Regions from separate parts of the Homo sapiens genome. Here region 1 is linked to region 2. A link is a loop called in an ENCODE intact Hi-C map of the cell type or tissue named here. Cell type or tissue: K562. All regions are shown on one strand. Each heading gives the region's core, and the rest is flanking DNA. Links, peaks and the distances in the headings are about the cores only. Region 1 has its middle 6.9 kb from the start of LINC00870. Region 2 overlaps LINC00877 (long intergenic non-protein coding RNA 877).

Evidence for each region. Peaks named below come from ENCODE experiments on the same cell type or tissue, not always from the same donor. Only the 100,000 strongest peaks of a DNase experiment are listed, where the experiment ranks them.
Region 1: it touches region 2 in a loop (4-fold over the local background); 2 of 110 quality-filtered maps call a loop at or near these places.

The regions. Positions count from the first base shown.
Region 1 is chr3:72,139,490-72,149,207 of GRCh38, reverse strand. No RefSeq gene overlaps it. Among named protein-coding and RNA genes, the nearest start is that of LINC00870, 6.9 kb to the left of the region's middle. RefSeq lists an enhancer at 6,853-6,952. In K562, for the core only: no CTCF peak of the experiment used is centred there; DNase peaks (open chromatin) are centred at 4,287 and 5,717.
Region 2 is chr3:72,081,028-72,088,819 of GRCh38, reverse strand. The region is part of intron 2 of LINC00877 (long intergenic non-protein coding RNA 877); the gene reads left to right. It also overlaps the pseudogene CCDC137P2 and the pseudogene CCDC137P1. Among named protein-coding and RNA genes, the nearest start is that of LINC00877, 16 kb to the left of the region's middle. RefSeq lists enhancers at 226-943, 944-1,660, 6,360-6,459 and a silencer at 6,800-6,869. In K562, for the core only: a CTCF peak has its summit at 2,335; DNase peaks (open chromatin) are centred at 2,249 and 2,609; H3K4me3 peaks cover 176 bases.

The DNA.
Region 1 (9,718 bases), core at 2,022-7,021, 58 kb before region 2:
TGAAATCTGGAGTGTATTTTACGCTTTAAGCATATCTTAATTCAGATGAGCCACCAGTGGTAAATGGCTGCAGTAATAGGCAGCATGGGGCTGGATTATCCCCTGGCAGGCAGGATGCTTGATGTAGTTTGGATGTGTGTCCCTGACCAAATCTCATGTTGAAATCTAATCCCCAATGTTGGAGGTGGGGCCTGCTGGGAAGTGATTAAATCATGGGGGCGGATTTCTTATGAGTGGTTTAGAACCATCCCTTAGGTACTGTCCTCGCGATCCTGAGTTCTCACGAGATCTGGTCATTTAAAAGTGTGTGGCACGTCCCCCCCCCCGCTCCCTTTCTCTTGCTTCTGCTCTGGCCATGTGACATGCCTGCTCCCCCTTCGCCTTCTGGCCACAGTTGTAAGTTTCCTGTGGCTTCCCCAGAAACCAAGCAGATGCCAGCATCATGCTTCCTGCACAGCCTGCAGAACCGTGAGCCACTTAAACCTCTTTTGTTCATAAATTGCCCAGTCTTAGGCATTTCTTTATAGCAATGCAAGAAGGAACTAATACAATGCTTGAGTTGGAAAATTTTTTCATGGGGGTGCCTAGGGTAGAGGAAGCACAGAGAAAGGAGGAGAGGAGAATGAAGAGACAAGGAACCTGGCTGGGACACCTGGGGGCATGGCTGCCTGTGCAGCTGGAATGGAGAGATCATTTCAGGAGCAGGGTGTGGGGTGATTAGAACTGAGCAGAGGCTCTGAGGACATCTGTGTGGGTGGAATCCAGGGGACTACATGTGAGAATTACGCTGAATAAAGATAGGGCTTTGGGCCTCCAGTTGTGAAGTGTGCCAGGGATGGAGGTGAAAAGCGACTTAGAGTGGATGGAGAGAAGAGTGGGGTAATGAGCAATCCCAGAGAAACTGGCTCCAAGTGTGGGCCAGGCAATGTGCTCTCTGATTGGGAAGGGCAGGCAGGTGATGAAAGAGGACAGTGTCTCTCCAGCTGTCATGTGCACAGATATCACCTGGGGATCTTGTTCAAATGCAGGTTCTGATGCAGTTGATTTGAGATGAGGCCTAAGATTCTGCATTTCTGAAAAACTCACAGGTCTGGTGAGGCTGCTGGTACATGGACCGCCATGCTCTGAGTAGCAAGGACTAGGACACAGATTCATGCTTTGAATGGTTAAGTGGCATAGAAGGGGAAGAAGTAGAAACTTAGCTAAGCTCTGGAGAGCCTTCGGCTTGTGCGCTTTCCAAGCTGTGGCAATAATAACTGTGGCTTGCTTCCACTGAGTACCTACTATGTGCCAGGTACTGCGTGTTGGGCTTTATACCAGAGATTAGCAAACTAGGGCTCATGGGCCAAATCTGGCTGCTTCCTGTTTTGGTGAGTAAAGTTTTATTAGAACCCAGCTACACCCATTCATTTATTTACATATAGTCATGGCTGCCTTCATGGTACAGTGGCAGAGTTGAATAGTTGCAACAAAGATCATTCACAAAGCTTAAAATAGTTACCATCTGGCCCTTTATGGAAATATTCTGCTCATCCCACATTTGCACATTATCTTATTTAATTCTCATCACAGCCCTGTGAGGTAAGTACTGTTATTGTTCCCTGTTACAGATGAACAAACAGAGGTGTAGAGGCATCAAGGCACTTGCCCAGGGGCTCACAGCTAATACAAAGGACAGACAAGGTCCTCATAATCAAGGCTGATGGAGGCCAATGCCGTATTTGGTTTTCTGTTCCTGCGTTAATTCATTTAGGATAATGGCCTCCAGCTACATCCATCTTGTTGCAAAAGACATGATTTCCTTCTTTTTTTACGGCCATGTAGTATTCCATGGTGTGTATGGACCACATTTTCTTTATCCAGTCTAGTTTTGATGGGCATTCAGGTTGACTCCATGTCTTTGCGATTGTAAATCATGCTACGATGAACATATGTGTGCATGTGTCTTTGTGTTAGAATGATTTGTATTCCTTTGGATATATACCGAATCATAGGATTTCTGGGTCAAATGGTAATCGACCATTCAATTACCTGTTTCCTGTTCTAAGTTCTTTGAGAAACTGCCAAACTGCCTTCTACAGAGGCTGAATTAATTTACATATCGCATGTTCTCACTTATAAGTGGGAGCTAAACATTGAATACACATGGACACAAAGAAGGGAACAACAGACACCAGCGCCTACTTGAGGGTGGAGGAGGGGAGGAGGGTGAGGATAGAAAATCTACCTATTGAGTACCATGCACATTACCTGGGTGATTAAATAATCTGTACTCCAAACCCCTGTGACACACAATTTACCTATATAGCAAACCTGCACATGTACCTTGAACCTAAAGTTTAAAAAGATAAATAAGTTAAATTAATGCACTAGTCTCATGGAAACAGGAGTGGCCTCTAGAAAGCAAGCACGTATGTGTGTGAGCAGCAGGAGGCTGAGGGAGACCAAGATGCTGTTTTATGGAAAGGACCCAGTGTTTCCTTCTATAATGGCTTCTCTCGCACCCCACACCGTCTTCCGTTGCCCACCTCTGAACTTACCTGCGACAGTGCCTGTCTCTTACCCCAAGCATTGGCCTCTCTTCCTACTATGGGATGGCAGTTGTTAAATCCCCCAATGTCCCCACCCCTTGTGGGACAATCCAGAGGCACGTTCTACACAATTCGCCCGGGGTCCACAGTGAGCTTGAGCCCCAGGTGCCCACAGTGGTCACCTGCTCATTATTGGCTTCCCGTATCCGTGGCCCCCACATCACTCTCCCATTCTCCCACTTGTGGGAATCACCTCCCAAGTAAACTACCTGCACCCAAACCCCATTTCCAGTTCTGTTTTCAGGGAAACACAAACCAAGACACATACTCAGCTGTGTAGGTACCATGGCAGTCATGTAAAATGCCTGTGGGGTTCACCTTTTACAGATAAAGAACTGGGGCCCAGAGAGGAGAGCTGCTTGTCTCAGTTACACAGGTTCCTAGCCAGGTCCATCTGACTCATTCATTGAAGAGTCCTACAGCTCATTCTTTGAATAATAACAATCGTGGCGTCATCATCATCACATGCTTACTGTGAACAGATGAGGGGTCCACGGCTCAGAGGAGTTAAGAACTTGGCCAAGTTTTGCCCATGTGTTAGAATGGGGATTTGCACCCCCAGAAGCCTGGAGTAAGAGGTGAAAACCTCCACAAGCAAGGCTGCAGTGGACACGGAGCTGTCTCCTTGGGGCTGGGTGCCCTGGTGTGGCCTGCCCATCCCTCAGCCCTGCCCACTGGGTGGGATAAACATCTTCCTCAACGACTGCTCCCACGGCCGGTTGCCATGGTTACCTCTGGGTACCATCTGAATATTGAAGGACAGTGATGGTAACCGCAGCCACTGTCACCGCCTCTGTTTGACATTCCTACCCACCTCCCACACCAATTCCTAGTACAACTGGGGCTGGAGAGTGGGAAGGGGGTAGGCCTGGTTGCCGTGAGAACAAAAGAGAGCAGCTTCTCATGACCTCATCTCTAGAAATCCTGGGAGCTTGGCAGCTGCGGCTGGGAGTTATTACTGCTCTGATGTCTTCCCTCCCCTTCCAAGTTTCCCCAGCCTCAGCATAAGCAGGAGCCTGCCTGCCAGTCTGCATGTGCTGTTCATGCCTGCGCCTCTTGTGTACAATGATTATTCTAGATCCCTGTCTTGCCTATCTCTCTCCCTTCCTCCTTCTCTTCCTTCTGCCCCCCACAGAAATGCACTGTCTTATAAAGGATGCAGCCCTTTGCTGGTGTGTTATTATGCTTCAGAGAGAGGCCTGTAGAGTTCTGACTGGCCCCTCCTGGAGCTCTGAGAGTTTCAGTGATGATCCCCATCTCCTCATCTGTAAAATGGGGACAAGGGCTGTTGGAAAGATTAAGTAAGGGCAATAGCCGAAACATTAAGAGCTTGATCCCTGAATTGGACAGACTTGCATTTAAATCCTGATGTCTCACTGCGCCACCTGAGGCAAGTTAATTTTCTGAGCCTCCATTTCTTCTTCCATGAGGATAATAGGTGTATCTACCACGCAGGGATTTAATTTACTAATGATTAAAGCATGGAGCCTTTCTTTGTCCCAGTGCCCTTGCCTGCTTCATGACCCTCTAAGCCTTTGAGTCTGCAAAGGGCAATGACCTTTGTTCTCCCTTGTTCCCAACCAAGGGCAGTGACATGAGACTCTGCCCTTCACTGAGAAAGAACAGCTCGGCTTCCAGCCGGATACGAGCAAGGCAGATAAGACACCTCCGCTTCCTCTTTTGAATCCTGTGGCTGTCACCAGCCTCTGATAAGATAGCACCAGCTGGGTGGCCCCACAGCTCCAGTGGGAGATTAAGAGCTTGGGTTTGACAGGGGTAGGGTGCTTTTTAAGCTTGTAGTAGTGGCACCCTTGATCGGTTTGCGGCACAGGGCAAAGGTGGCGGAGCTTGAGGAGGAGGAAAAGGGAAGGATCTGCAAAATTCCTTTTCCCCCAAAATATTGATCCTTCCATCATCCTTCCCACAAACCCTCAAGACACTGTCACAGCGCAGGAGGGAATCAGGGAGACAGGAGGTCCTCCAAATCCATCATGAGCTTTGGGCTATTTTTAAAGTCTCCAAGAATTTGAGTGAAAATGTGCAAGTATGTGCATTTCACTACGGTGAGAGAGAACAGAGTGTTCATTCAATTATCAAGGGCAGGGTTCTTCAAGCAGCAGCCTTGTTATGGTGTGCTGGCATCTGCCTGTACCAACTTTCAAGAGCCAATTGTTAAGTATTTAGGAATTGTGTGAGCCAGTTGTGAAACGCAACATTAAATACTAAATTACAGAAAATTACAATTAAATAAATTATACTAAAAATACTTATCATTTCCTAATTATTCTATTTCTCATTCCTTTTACCTATGCTTTTGTATCTAATACTACATAATGGTGTGTTACGGAACATCTCTTCCCAACTCAACATTCAGTGACATCACATGGATAGCTTGAAATTGGCCATGGTGGGAGTATTTACACCCCCGGAAACTGGCAAATGCTACAAACCAGCCAGCCCTCTCCCAGGGCCCAAGTCCTTGTTAAACATTTACCAGCACATTCTAGTCCCTGCACCACCCACAACAGAGGTATCTAGGTGGTCTATTACAAATACAGACCCAGAGCCGCTCTCTAGACACACTGAATCAAAATGTCTGGGTTTGGGGCCCAATAATCTACATTTAGAGAGCTCCCCCTGAGATTCATAAGCACACCGAGAACTTTGGGAGATTGGAAGGGAATAAGGGAGGAAAGAATGTGGAAGGGAATGAGAGGGGGAAGGAGGAATGTGGAAGAAAACAGGAGGCAGAAGAAAGGGTTCCCAAAATAACTTTTCCCTGGACTAGCCATAGGACAATTTTAAAGTGATTGAAGGCTGAATTGTACTATCTACTCTTTATTATTATTATTGTATTGTATTGTATTATTGTATTGAGAGAGACATCTATTAAGCACTTACTACGGTTCAGGCACAATGCTAAGTGCCTTAAGTGTATGTTTCATTCATATATCACCTTGATGTAAAAGTTATTTATTGTTCCCATTTTACAGGTGAGGAAACTGAAGCTTAGGCTAAAGTGCATTGACCAAGGTCCACACTCAGCAAGAGTTAGAGGCAAAATTCAAACCACAGGAGTGGTGGGCTGAGTCAGCTCTAGTGACTGGACTCCAGAAGTGGTGATCTGAGTCAGCGCTAGTGGCCGGCACATGGAAGGGCCTTGGTAAACATTGGTGGGTGGACTTATCCCAAGGGCGCTACCATGTCAGAGCCGTGTTTTCTCTAGAATGAGTTTTAAACTCGTGATGATTTCTTGAGTGCCATTAACCGTCTCACATAAGCAAGGATAAATGCAGCTCATCTCAAGATGTGTACAATTCAGACAGAACATGCAGGGGCCGGGCATCTGAGAGATGGCCCATGCTGTGGTTCACAGAGCAAAGGGCTCTTCTCACACGGTTCCTCACTGGCTCATCCTTCAGTTCCTTGGCTGGGCCAAATGCCTGCACTCAACCCATGTTGGTCAGAAAGAAAATGTAGATGTCAGTGATCAGAAGCTCCCAACCTGGTCTGGCAGATTAAGACAAAAATCAACCTGAAAAATTAGAAACGCTACAGGAGTCAACCAAGAAAACCAAGCCACCATCTCTTATAAGAAATTTAGCTCACAAACATATTTAGTTAGGTTCAAGTTGAATGATGAAGAATCATTAAAAAAAAAAGAAAAACAAAAATATATTAAAAAACATATTTAGTTTGGGAGAGAGTAGGCAACTCTGGTGGGGGTGCAGGAGGCTCAGAGTGGAGTTGTGAGAGATGAAAATGGGGAGTTAAGTTGGATCATGTTGGAAAGGTTGGCCAGGATGGCTGACTCTAGAAGTCAGAGAAGGATATTGAGTGCTGTAAGAGTGAAAATAAGTTCATAAGGGCCATGCTTGGGAAGCTCTTGGGGGGCCCTGGAAGTGCCCAACTCTGTTGGTATGAGGCTGTTTGTCAGTTCTGTTGGTAGCCTACACTGATCACCTGGGGGCAGGAGTCAAGAGGTGGTGGTGAGCTGGGAATGCCCCTGTAAGGCCTGGAGCCCAGTCTGGCTGGGTTCCTCTTGGCTTCCAAAGGACTCCAGGGCAGTGTTCAGCTGAGGCCACGAGAAAGCTTTTTCTGCTCTCCATTCTCCATCATATGGGCCGCTAAGAGCAGGGGTTCCCCAAACTGAGATCTGTAGGCATTCTGGAAAAAAGACAGCCTCATAGTTAGTTGAGTTGGGGAGTTGCTACATGTGCTATCCTTTCCTTAGAGATTGCAATGATCACATTAAAAGCTCTGAAAAGTTCTGCAGACAAAAAAAAACACTTTCAAATTTGTAATTCATTTAGAATTGCTGGAGGTAGCAGACAATGGCAGGGCTCCACTCAGATAGACACAGATCTCTAGTTTCTGTTTCTGCCCCACCCCTGGTTTCTGCGTGCTTTCATAAAAGTGCTCCAAAATTTACTTCCCCTAGGGACAACCATCCACTAGTGAACAATATGTTGTCCTAGGTGGGGCAGCTCTGAGACATTTTTCAGAGTTGATAGTTCCCCTGTGGGACCAGCCTAACACTATCCTCTATGGGACATTGCCCAGGATCAGTTCTTCCTTTGCACATGAGTCCTCAGCTCAGGGTCAGCTACTTGGGAACCAGACCTAAAACACCTGCTTTCTCCAACATTCAGGCTGTTTGTGTCTGAAACATCTTTCAGTATCATTTAGATCTAGTATTATTTGGCACATACTTTGAAAAACTCCTCCTTGGAGAAAAATTCATCCCCTGAAATGATTTTCTGGAGAAGAAGAGCCTGAGGGGAAAAAACAAAACAAAAGCCTCCTTTGGAGCCTATCGCTAGCTCAGCCCTCTTTCTCTGGAGCCCTTCTGTGCTGTCCTCAAACACTGTCAGAGTTTCTGCAAGAGGCCTGCTATGGTCTGAGTATGGCTTGTCCCCAACAAAACTCACATTGAGGCTTTGTCCCCAACATGACGGTGTTGTGAGGTGGTGGGATCTTTAAGAGGTGTTGGGTCATGAGAAGTACATTCACATGAAGGGATTAATGCAGTCTCTCTGGAGGGATTGAATTAGTTACTGCCAGAGTGGCAGTAAGGCAAGTCAGCAGCAAGGCTGAGTCTTGTATTTGCTCTCTTTTGCACACCACTTCCCCTTCAGCTTCCCTGCTGTGTTACAACATAGCACAAGGCCCTCACCAAAAGCCAACCAGATGCTGGCACCATTCTTCTTGGACTTCCCAGTCTCCAGAACCATGAGCTAAATGAAACTCTTTTCTTTATAAATCATCCAGTCTCAGGTATTCTGTTATAGCAACACAACAAGACTATGACAGGGCTGAAAAGAGATGTCCTTTGTCAGTGTCCAGCTTGCATTTCAGGAGCATGCCTTGGGGAATTGTCTATTTGGTGACTGGATTTTTCAGGAAAGCATAATTCACCTTTACGACAGTGCACATTTGTTTTTGGAGAATGTGGTCAGATCTCCCTTTCCTACTGTCTTGAATCCATTTCTGTGCATTATGAGATTTGCCTGGATCAGAAAGTCACAAATTCAAATGTCTGCATTGGCCAGACAAGTAATGCAAATGAGTGAATCAGACCCGATATAAAGCAATTGGGAGCGATGGGGACTGGGACAAAAGGGGGAGCACATGCCCCATCTAAGGGGGCAGCCGCCAGCAGCCCCAAGCCAATTGCCACTTGGCAGGGATTAGACCTAGGTGCTGGGATTTTTTTTATAAGAGAAGCCAGAGATACAGATTTTATTTGAGATATCTTGACTTTCTAATATTGGCAAATAGTTCAAAAGTTTTTAAACTATGCGACCAAGCAGTACAGATTCACCAGCTTGATGAGAGATGCCAGGTTATGATCTTGATCTTGGTGATCTACAAAAGGTCAAAAGTAGAGTGAGGAGAGACTTAGCCATGGAATACGAGGTCGCAAGCTCACCCTCTGTCACAGTGCTGTGCTCTCCCTTTACACATCCTGGCCCGTCTGCCTGCAACACACATCCCTCCACTGTTTGCCTGGTTACCTCCTTTTCATCCTTTAGACTGGGGTCCACAAACTCTGACCTGTTAGGTCTGTGGTCTGTTAGGAACTGGGCTGTACAGCAGGAGATGAACCGCGGGCAAGTGAGCGAAGCTTCGTCTGTATTTACAGCCAATCTCCATCACTCACATTGCAACCTGAGCTCTGCCTCCTGTCAGATCAGTGGTGGCATTAGATTCTCATAGGAGTGTGAACCCTATGGTGAACTATGCTTACAAGGGATCTAGGTTGCATGTTCCTTATAAGAATCTAATGCCTGATGATCTGTCACTGTTTCCCATCACCCTATCACCCCAAGATGGGACCATGTAGTTGCAGGAAAACAAACTCCAAGCTCCCACTGATTCTACATTATGGTGAGCTGTATCATTATTTCATTATATATTGCAGTGTAATAATAATATAAATAAAGTACACAATAAATGCAATCGGCTTGAATCATCCCAAACCATCCCTCTCACCTTGGTCTGTGGAAAAATTGTCTTCCACATACTGGTCCCTGGTGCCAAAATTGTTGGGGACTACACTTTAGACCACAGCTATCTCCTGACTCCTCAGATGGGCTTAGCTTCCCCACAAGAGCTCCCATAGCCCCTGAGCCTCCCCTTTTGTAAGATTTATTCCATTTGTAATTATTTGTTCAAAGTCTCTCTTCTCCACAATTCTGCGGGTTCCATAAAGACCAGAACTGTGCCTGTCTTGTTCTCCGTTATATTCCCAGCACTGGGCCCAATGCTTGACACAGAGCACCTGCTCAAAATGACTCTTTTCATGAATGAAAGAGTAGAATGCCCAAAAGATTTCCCGAAGGTGAAAGGAATATTCTAGACTCATCCCAGAGGATTCTACTGCCTCCTTGAAAACACTCCTCCAGGATGGTGTCAGGCACTCATCTGGATTGTTCCTGTTTTCCCAGAATCGAGGCCCAAAGAGCACACAGTGCTAAGCAGAGCCACAGCTTAAGACTGTGTGCATTGTGCTTTGTGAATGGAATCCCCTAGAATGAAGGATGGCACACTATAATCCTGGGGCCAAATCTCCTCATTGTCTGTTTTAGTGAATAAAGTTTTATTGAAACACAATTATACTCATC
Region 2 (7,792 bases), core at 59-5,058:
AGAGGCGCTCCTCACTTCCCAGACTGTGGGGCGGCCGGGCAGAAGCCTCCTCACTTCCCAAATGGTGCTGGGCAGGCGGACTCCATTGCTAGATCTGACTTGGGTTCAAGCCTCTCCCTTCTGCCCTCATCTGGACATGCTGACAGCCTGCGCTCTCCCTCCTTTGGCACGGGATGAAGACTGAAGCCTGGCAAGGCCCTGCCCTCAGCAGGAACTCCCCCTGGGCCCCACTCTGTGACCCTGAGCCCAGGCCAGGATCCTTCCTTTACTTTCTCAAGCCACTTTGGGCCTGCCCAGCTCTCTCAGAGCCCTGTCATGTAGGTGACAACACTGTTTTTTGTTTGTTTGTTCCTTGTATCTTTAGTAGAGGCAGGGTTTCACCATATTGGCCAGGCTGGTCTGGAATTCCTGACCTCAGGTGATGCACTCGCCTCAGCCTTCCAAAGTGCTGGGATTACAGGCGTGAGCCACCGCGCCCGGCCCCCGTTCCCACATTCTTGGTGTATGTGCTGTCATCACATTCAACCCCAACCAAACCTTGAGTGGGTAGCCTCTGCAGGGGACCACTCGCAACTGGCCTGTAGTTACGGTCCCCTGCAGAGCCCTCGCAGGTGGTCCAGATGTGCCCACTGGCCCTGCCCCAGGTGCGTCTTCCCTGCCCCTAGCCTGCTCTGCCTGATGTGCACTGCACTCAGCTCTGCTGACTCCCAGGGGGCCTCCGTCACACACCGAGCCAGCCTCATGAGCGGTCTTGGTAGGTGGTGTTCAGGGACAGGGTAATGGGATCCAGCCCTTCCTAAGGTGTACCTGGGCTGCGACTCAGAATGGATGTTCAGAACAAAGAGATGCAACTGTGAGTGACCCCACAGGCCGACCGTCAACCAGGCCTTGGCCCTAGTCCATCGGGCACTCAACCCTTGCAAGACGTGGACCCGCTGATGCCCAACGTGTGAACGAGTACCTGGAAGCCTCACCCCACAATGCTAGCATGGCCAGAGAAAAGGATCTGCCTGCCTCTCCCCCACCCAGGTGTGGCAGCTCCTGGTGCCAGTTTCCCAGGAGCGTGGCCAGGCCCCGAGTCTCTCCATCACAGCTGTGGCTCTGGCTCCTTCTTGGAAGTGGGGAGGGGCTCACTCCCCATGCAGCCGCCACTGCTGCTTCAACATCTGTAGGCCTGCATGGCCCACTCTCTCTCCTCCCCCACAATCCGCTGGTAGGCCAGGGAGGCAGTCAGAGGCTGGAATACACCTCGGGGGCTCAGAAGCATCCTCAGCATCTGCGATCTCCTGCCAGGCTGGTCCTTGCTTACGCTCCTCCGGGGCCTGGTAGTCAGCTCTGGGTGCTGCAGGACAACCTCACCAAACTTCACTGCGTCTCGGAGCAACTCCTGCTCCAGCCTGTCTGCCATCTTTTCCTCCTTTTTCTGCCAGACTTTATCTAGTCGTCGCTTCTGGAACACTTTTTTTGCTTTTTTCAGCTCAGACTTCTCCTTGGGAGCTGCCTGGACCTCTGGCTGCTGGGTGGCCTGGTTCTTGCTGAGGAATAGCATGTGCTGGATAAGGCCTAGTCGGACTCCCCCTTCCTCTGCTTGAACTTGGGGACGGCAATGTCGGGCTCCACTCCCTTTGCTTCCTTTTCCAGTGTCTTTCTGAAGCCCACCTGGGCCGCTTTCTTCCTCTTCTTGTTACCGGTCGGATTTTTCATCTCCCAGCGGCTCCTCATAATCTCCCGGAGCTGGAAGGGGATCTCCTGTTTGTCCTGGGTTTTGGGCTTGCAATTCACTTTCTCCTCTTTGCTGTGAATCCTGGACCACGGGGCTGGGCACTGCTTCCCCAGCAGCTGCACTTGCTGCCGGCTGCTGCTCCCGCCGGGGACTCCCAGGACCCGCCGGCGCCCTGGGCACCGCTGCCCCACCTCCAGCTTGTGCCATCCCCACGCTGGAAGCTTCCCTAGCGAAGCCACTTCCACATTCCTCCATTTTTTAAAGTGATTAAGAAACACTGGCTAAAACTTTTTCAGTTGTAAGCAATAAAACCCAATTCAAACTGACTTACGCAAAAATGAAGTTCAGGAGTCTGGACTTCAGGTATTGCCAGATCCAGAGGTTCAGATACTATCAGCAGTGCTTTTTCTATCCATATTACACACAGACTGTCTCCAAGTAGCTGTCCGTGAGGGCTCCTATGAGTGTCATTTACATCTTACTGCCAGCTATCTGGGAGGATTGTGAAACACTGCCCAGCTCTAACAAGCCTAGATTAGACAGCAGTGTAGGCGCTAAGACTCCCACGTATATGGACAGAGAAGATAAAAGACCTTCAGCCATTTCACAGTGCTGCCTGGGGAGGGCTCATTTTCTCCTCATATTCTAGGAGAACAAGAAAAACAGGGCTTCGTAATCTGGTAGGTATAAATTCAAATCTAAGATCTACCAGTTACTAGCTCTGTGATCCTTAAAGTTCTTGAAGCTTTGGTTTTTCATCTGTAAAATGGAGGTAGTGGTAGTCACCCGTAAGATTGTTGCTAGGATTAGTTGAGACCATGCATGTAAAGTTTCCCACAGAGCACCTGCACATGCTATATCTAAAAGAGGAGAGGAGGAGGAGGAGGATTGTAAGTGGGGGATGCTTATTTCCTGTTTCCAGAGAGGGGAGGACACCTGCCCTCTCCAAATGTTTTCTGCTCTTGTGTTGTTTTGCTCAAGGTTGAAATCCCCAGGATAGAAACTCAGATTGGCCAAGCTTGGGTGATGGGAAAGGACAGGTGAAGTCAGTGCACCTTGCTTGACCCACCAAGACCACCCAAATCGGGGTGGAGTGGTTCCCCAGAGGAAAATTGGGTGCTGTTAGGAGAAAGGAGGGGGCAGACACTGGGTAGGAAAAGTTGCAGATGTCCACCGCAGGCATCCTTCGATGCAGTATGCCAGGAAGCCCTGATCCATACTTTCTTCCCCTCACCCCCTTGTGTCTATTTTCTCCTCTAGTGGGATCTGCAGAGAAGGAGGAGTAGGTGATTGTGGCTGACACAGTCAATTGCCTCCCCCAAGGACCTTTCCCACCTTCTTTTAGCTGGCTAAGTTCAAGAGTTGACCATCTCTGGCCTGCTCTGCCTGATGTGTGCTATGTGCTCGGCTCTGCTGACTCCCAGGGGCCTCCATCACAAGGCGAGCCAGGGTCATCAGCTGTCTTAATAAGTGGTGTTCAGGGACAGGGTAATGGGACCCAGCCCTTCCTAAGGTGTACCTGGGCTGCGACTCAGAATGGATGTTCAGAACAAAGAGACACAACTGTGAGTGACCCCAGGCCCCACAGGCTGACCGTCAACCAGGCCCTGGCCCTAGTCCATCGGGCACTCAACCCTTGCAAGACGTGGACCCGCTGATGCCCAACGTGTGAACGAGTACCTGGAGGCCTCACCCCCACGCTGCTAGCATGGCCAGAGAAAAGGATCTGCCTGCCTCTCCCCCACCCAGGTGTGGCAGCTCCTGGTGCCAGTTTTCCAGGAGTGTGGCCAGGCCCCAGGTCTCTGCATCACAGCTGTGGCTCTGGCTTCTTCCAGGAAGTGAGGTGGGGTCGCTCCCCATGCAGCTGCAGCTGCTGCTGCTTCAATGCTCTGTAAGCCTGCACTGCCAGTTCTCTCTCCTCCCCTACAATCCGCTGGTGGGCCAGGGAGACAGGGGCAAAGGGCTCCTCCCCAGCCCCAGGAAGGGGATATCACTTGGACTCACCAGATCATGGTAATTCCATTGCCAGCAACTGTGGGTACATGACTATTATAGCGAGTGGGATTTAATGGAATACCCTCTGGGCACCTCTGGGAGAGTTGTTCCTCCTGAATAAAAAGATACATGGGCCAGGCACGGTGGCTCCTGCCTGTAATTCCAGCACTTTGGGAGGCCAAGGCAGGTGGAATACTTGAGGTCACGAGTTCAAGACCGGCCTGGTCAATGGTGAAATCCCGTCTCTACTAAAAATACAAAAATTAACTGGGCATGGTGGCACAAGCCTGTAATCCCAGCTACTTGGGAGACTGAGGCAGGAGAATTGCTTGAACCTGGGAGGTGGAGGTTGCAGTGAGTCGAGATCATGCCATTGCACTCTAGCCTGGGAGACACAGCAAGACTCTGTCTCAAAAAAAAAAAAAACCGCAAGGAAGAAAACCCCATCTCTTCTTCAGGCTGATGTTTCTGGGTTCACATGTGATACGTGGAACAGTGGCAGCCTTCAGCCTTTCTGGAATAATGAAGAGACAAGCCCAAGAACAAAGCCAACATGATGAGGATGGCAGGACAGAAAGACGGGGAGAGGCTAATCCTTATTGAAGTCAGTCATTGGCTGAGCTATCCATGGATACTACCTCCAGACTTCCTTTGATGCCTTACTGCCTAAACTACATTCAGGTGGGTTTACTCATACCCTAGCCAAAGCATCTCAGTGATACATATATATGCTCATCTATTTCTAAATCTCCAACAAGGGTAAGGAAGCCTTTTAGGTCAGTGGTTCTCAAAGTGTGGCCCCTGGACCAGCAGTATTGACATCACCTGGAAACTTACTAGAAATGCATATTCTTGGGCCCCATCCAGTTCTTGTCAATCTGAAAGGGAATGGGTGCAGCAGCAATCGTGCTTTCACAAGCACTCCAGGTCATTGTGATGCATGCTACAGTTTGCCAACCTCTGCTTTATATACTACTCTGTTGTCATACTGATATCAGAACTGACCACTGGGAGTGAGAGCACCACTCATTATTCCATCCAACTTACCTTTTTCTATCATTGCTTCATTTGATTCTGCTATCCCTAAAACAAACAAACAGAAAAACAAGAAAAAGGACAAGGAAAAAAAAAAGGGAGAGAAAGAGAGAGACAGAAAGGATTTGAAAACCGTTGGCCAAATAAACCTTTTGCTTTGAGTTTCAATCTGCTGACTCTGGGTCATCAGCTCCTTCCAAAAAAGACTTTGGGTGTCTGCAGAAACCTGTAGTTACTAGAATGTGGTGGACATTTCCAAAATATTTAGAAACACTAATAATCACTGTTATCAATAATGCTCCATAGGGATCTCCCTTGAGCTACTGGAAGTGAAGTTAGCAAGGAACTTAGAGAGGCGTGTACTGCCTGGGGTGAGCAAAGAGAATTTGGAGGGACAGAGGAGCCCTGAGAATAATGTTAGAAAAAAAAGGAATGAAAAACTTGCTGCAAAAAGGAGAAAAGAAGGAAAGAAAGAAAAGAAAAAGAAAATGATTCTCATCAGGGAAGCCAGTGAAGATGGATTTGTTTTCCAGGACTCAATACATTTAGACAAAGGAGCGCAGAGAGGAGATCCAGGTTTAGGGGTGGTTTGAGCAAGGTGTCCAGGAGGGAAGGCAGGGGCACGTCTGGACACCTGGGCAGCCATGGATAACGGAGAGAACAGGTCGTGGGAGTGATGCTGTGTGGGAGGAAGAATGCCTCCACAGGATTAGACTCTGGCACCACCCCCTACTAACTTTGGTCTTAGGCAGCTTCCCGAGCTTCTCTAAGCTTCAGTTTCCTCAACAGCCAATGGGCTCAGTGATTCTTATCTCACAGCTTGTTGGAAGGTTTACATAAATCAACGTACTATGATCTGAACTGCATATCCCCCAAATTTATATGTTGACGCACTAACCACCAATGTGTCGAATTTGGAGATAAGACTCTCGGGAGGTAATTGAGGCTAGATGAGGTCAAGGGAAAGGAGCCTCCATGATAGCATTGGTGGCTTTATAAGAAGATGAAAAAACAGAGAGAGAGAGAGAGAGAGAGAGTTCTCTCTCTTTACCATACAAGGACACCACAAGAAGGCAGCTGTCTACAAGCCAGGAAGAGGGCCTTCACCGGAACCAGAATCAGCCAGCACCTTAATATTAGACTTCCAGCCTCCAGAACTGTGAGAAAATAAATGCCGGTTGTTTAAACCACCCAGGCTATGGTATTTTGTTATGGCAACCTGGACTGACTAATACACAAGGTATATTAAGGACCTTGCATAGTGTTTGGCTCATTCTAAATGCTCAATAAATAAATAAGATTCATAACAATGAATATATTAATTAGCAATAAGTTAGGAAAATGAGATTGCCAAGGTCTTTGAATGACTAAACTGAGTATGTAATTTATTATCTGGACCATGGGGAGTTTCTGAGCAGGAAACAAAAAGAGGAAGCATATGTGTGCATAGCTCTGAGGTCAGTGTGACAATAGGGCATTACATAAGGCGGGATTCAGCAAACGTGAGGGTGCGTCAGGATCACTTCGAGGGCTTGTGAAAATATAGGTTGCTGCCACCTCTACTTTCTCTTTCAGATTCAGCAGGTCTGGGAAGGGGTTCAAGAATTTGCATTTCAAGTAAGTTCCCGGGAGATGCTGATGCTGCTTGTCTAGGGACCAGACTTTAAAAGAGGGAAGAAGAAAGATAAAGAGAGAAAAAACAGACAGAGACATTAGCATGACCTTTGGTCTGGAATGGCAGCAGAATGCTTGCTCTGCAGACATTCAGTCCACACTGTGATGGATGACGGAGAACGGAGGTGGTGCCTGGAGCTGCCAAAAGTAATTGCTTCAAGCATTGCACGCAATTATGGCATTGGTTTTTTTGGTTTTGTTTGGCTTTAAGGGTAAACCACTATAATTAGAAAACTTGCAAAATCCTGACTTACAAAGTGAGCAGATTTTCAAATCAGAGAAACTTCGTTTTCATGCCTTCTCCAAGTTGTGGATCACTGCTCAGAGATGACTATTTGGGGCCGGTTGCTAAGACTGTTACTAGTTGCAAGGTAATATCATACACAGTGCTGGTAAGGTCAGCTTGAGCTGCAGGCCCATTAGGATGTTTGGTTGAATGTGTGATGGTAGGAGTGAGATGGTCTGGTTTTTTTGTTGTTGTTTTTTTTTGTTTTTTTGTTTTTTTTTTTTCTGATTTTTCTTAGGACCCTGAGGTGAACATATGTGGTTTATTCCACATAGTGCTTATTTCTTCTTTACATTTGTACCTGCACTCTCCCTTTATCTTTCTTTGGGAAAATCCTTGTCACTGCATACTTCTTCTTCTTCTTTTTTTTTTTGTTGACAGAGTTTCACTCTGTTGCCCAGGCTGGAGTGCAGTGGTGTGATCTCAGCTCAGGCCAACCCCTGCCTCTGGGGTTCAAGTGACGCTCCTGCTTCAGCCTCCTGAGTAGCTGAAATTACAGACACGCATCACCACACCCAGCTATTTTTTCTATTTTTAGTAGAGACGGGGTCTCGCCTTGTTGGCCCTCAAACTCCTGACTCCAGGAGATCTGCCCACCTTGGCCTCCCAAAGTTTTGGGATTATAGGCATGAGCCACCACGCCTGGCACACTGCATACTGCTATATGGTGTCTGTCAGGCTGCTAAACTCCTCAGTCTTCCCGTAAGCCACAAGGTTGGCCATGGGATCGAGGTCTGCCCAATCCTAGTGTCTTCTCCCTTCAGACCCTGTGACTGGGCTAAGGAAGCTTGTGACCAGACCAGCCTATCAGAATCCTTCTCTGGGATTCATCCATAAACCAAAAGTAAAATTCTAAGTCCTCAGCCATTTTGATGGACCCCATCTCTTGGCCAAGGCATTCCAAAGTTAACCAGAAAAACTAGTTCAGGCCATGATGGGAAGAGGGAGTCAGACATGCTTCACCAAACCGTCCTCCCCTTTTGGAATTCAGGCTCACCTGACCAGCATTAACATCAACTCAACCTTAAGACTGATAGAACAGACGTTTTAAGTGTGATAAGAAACATTTACAATCTATT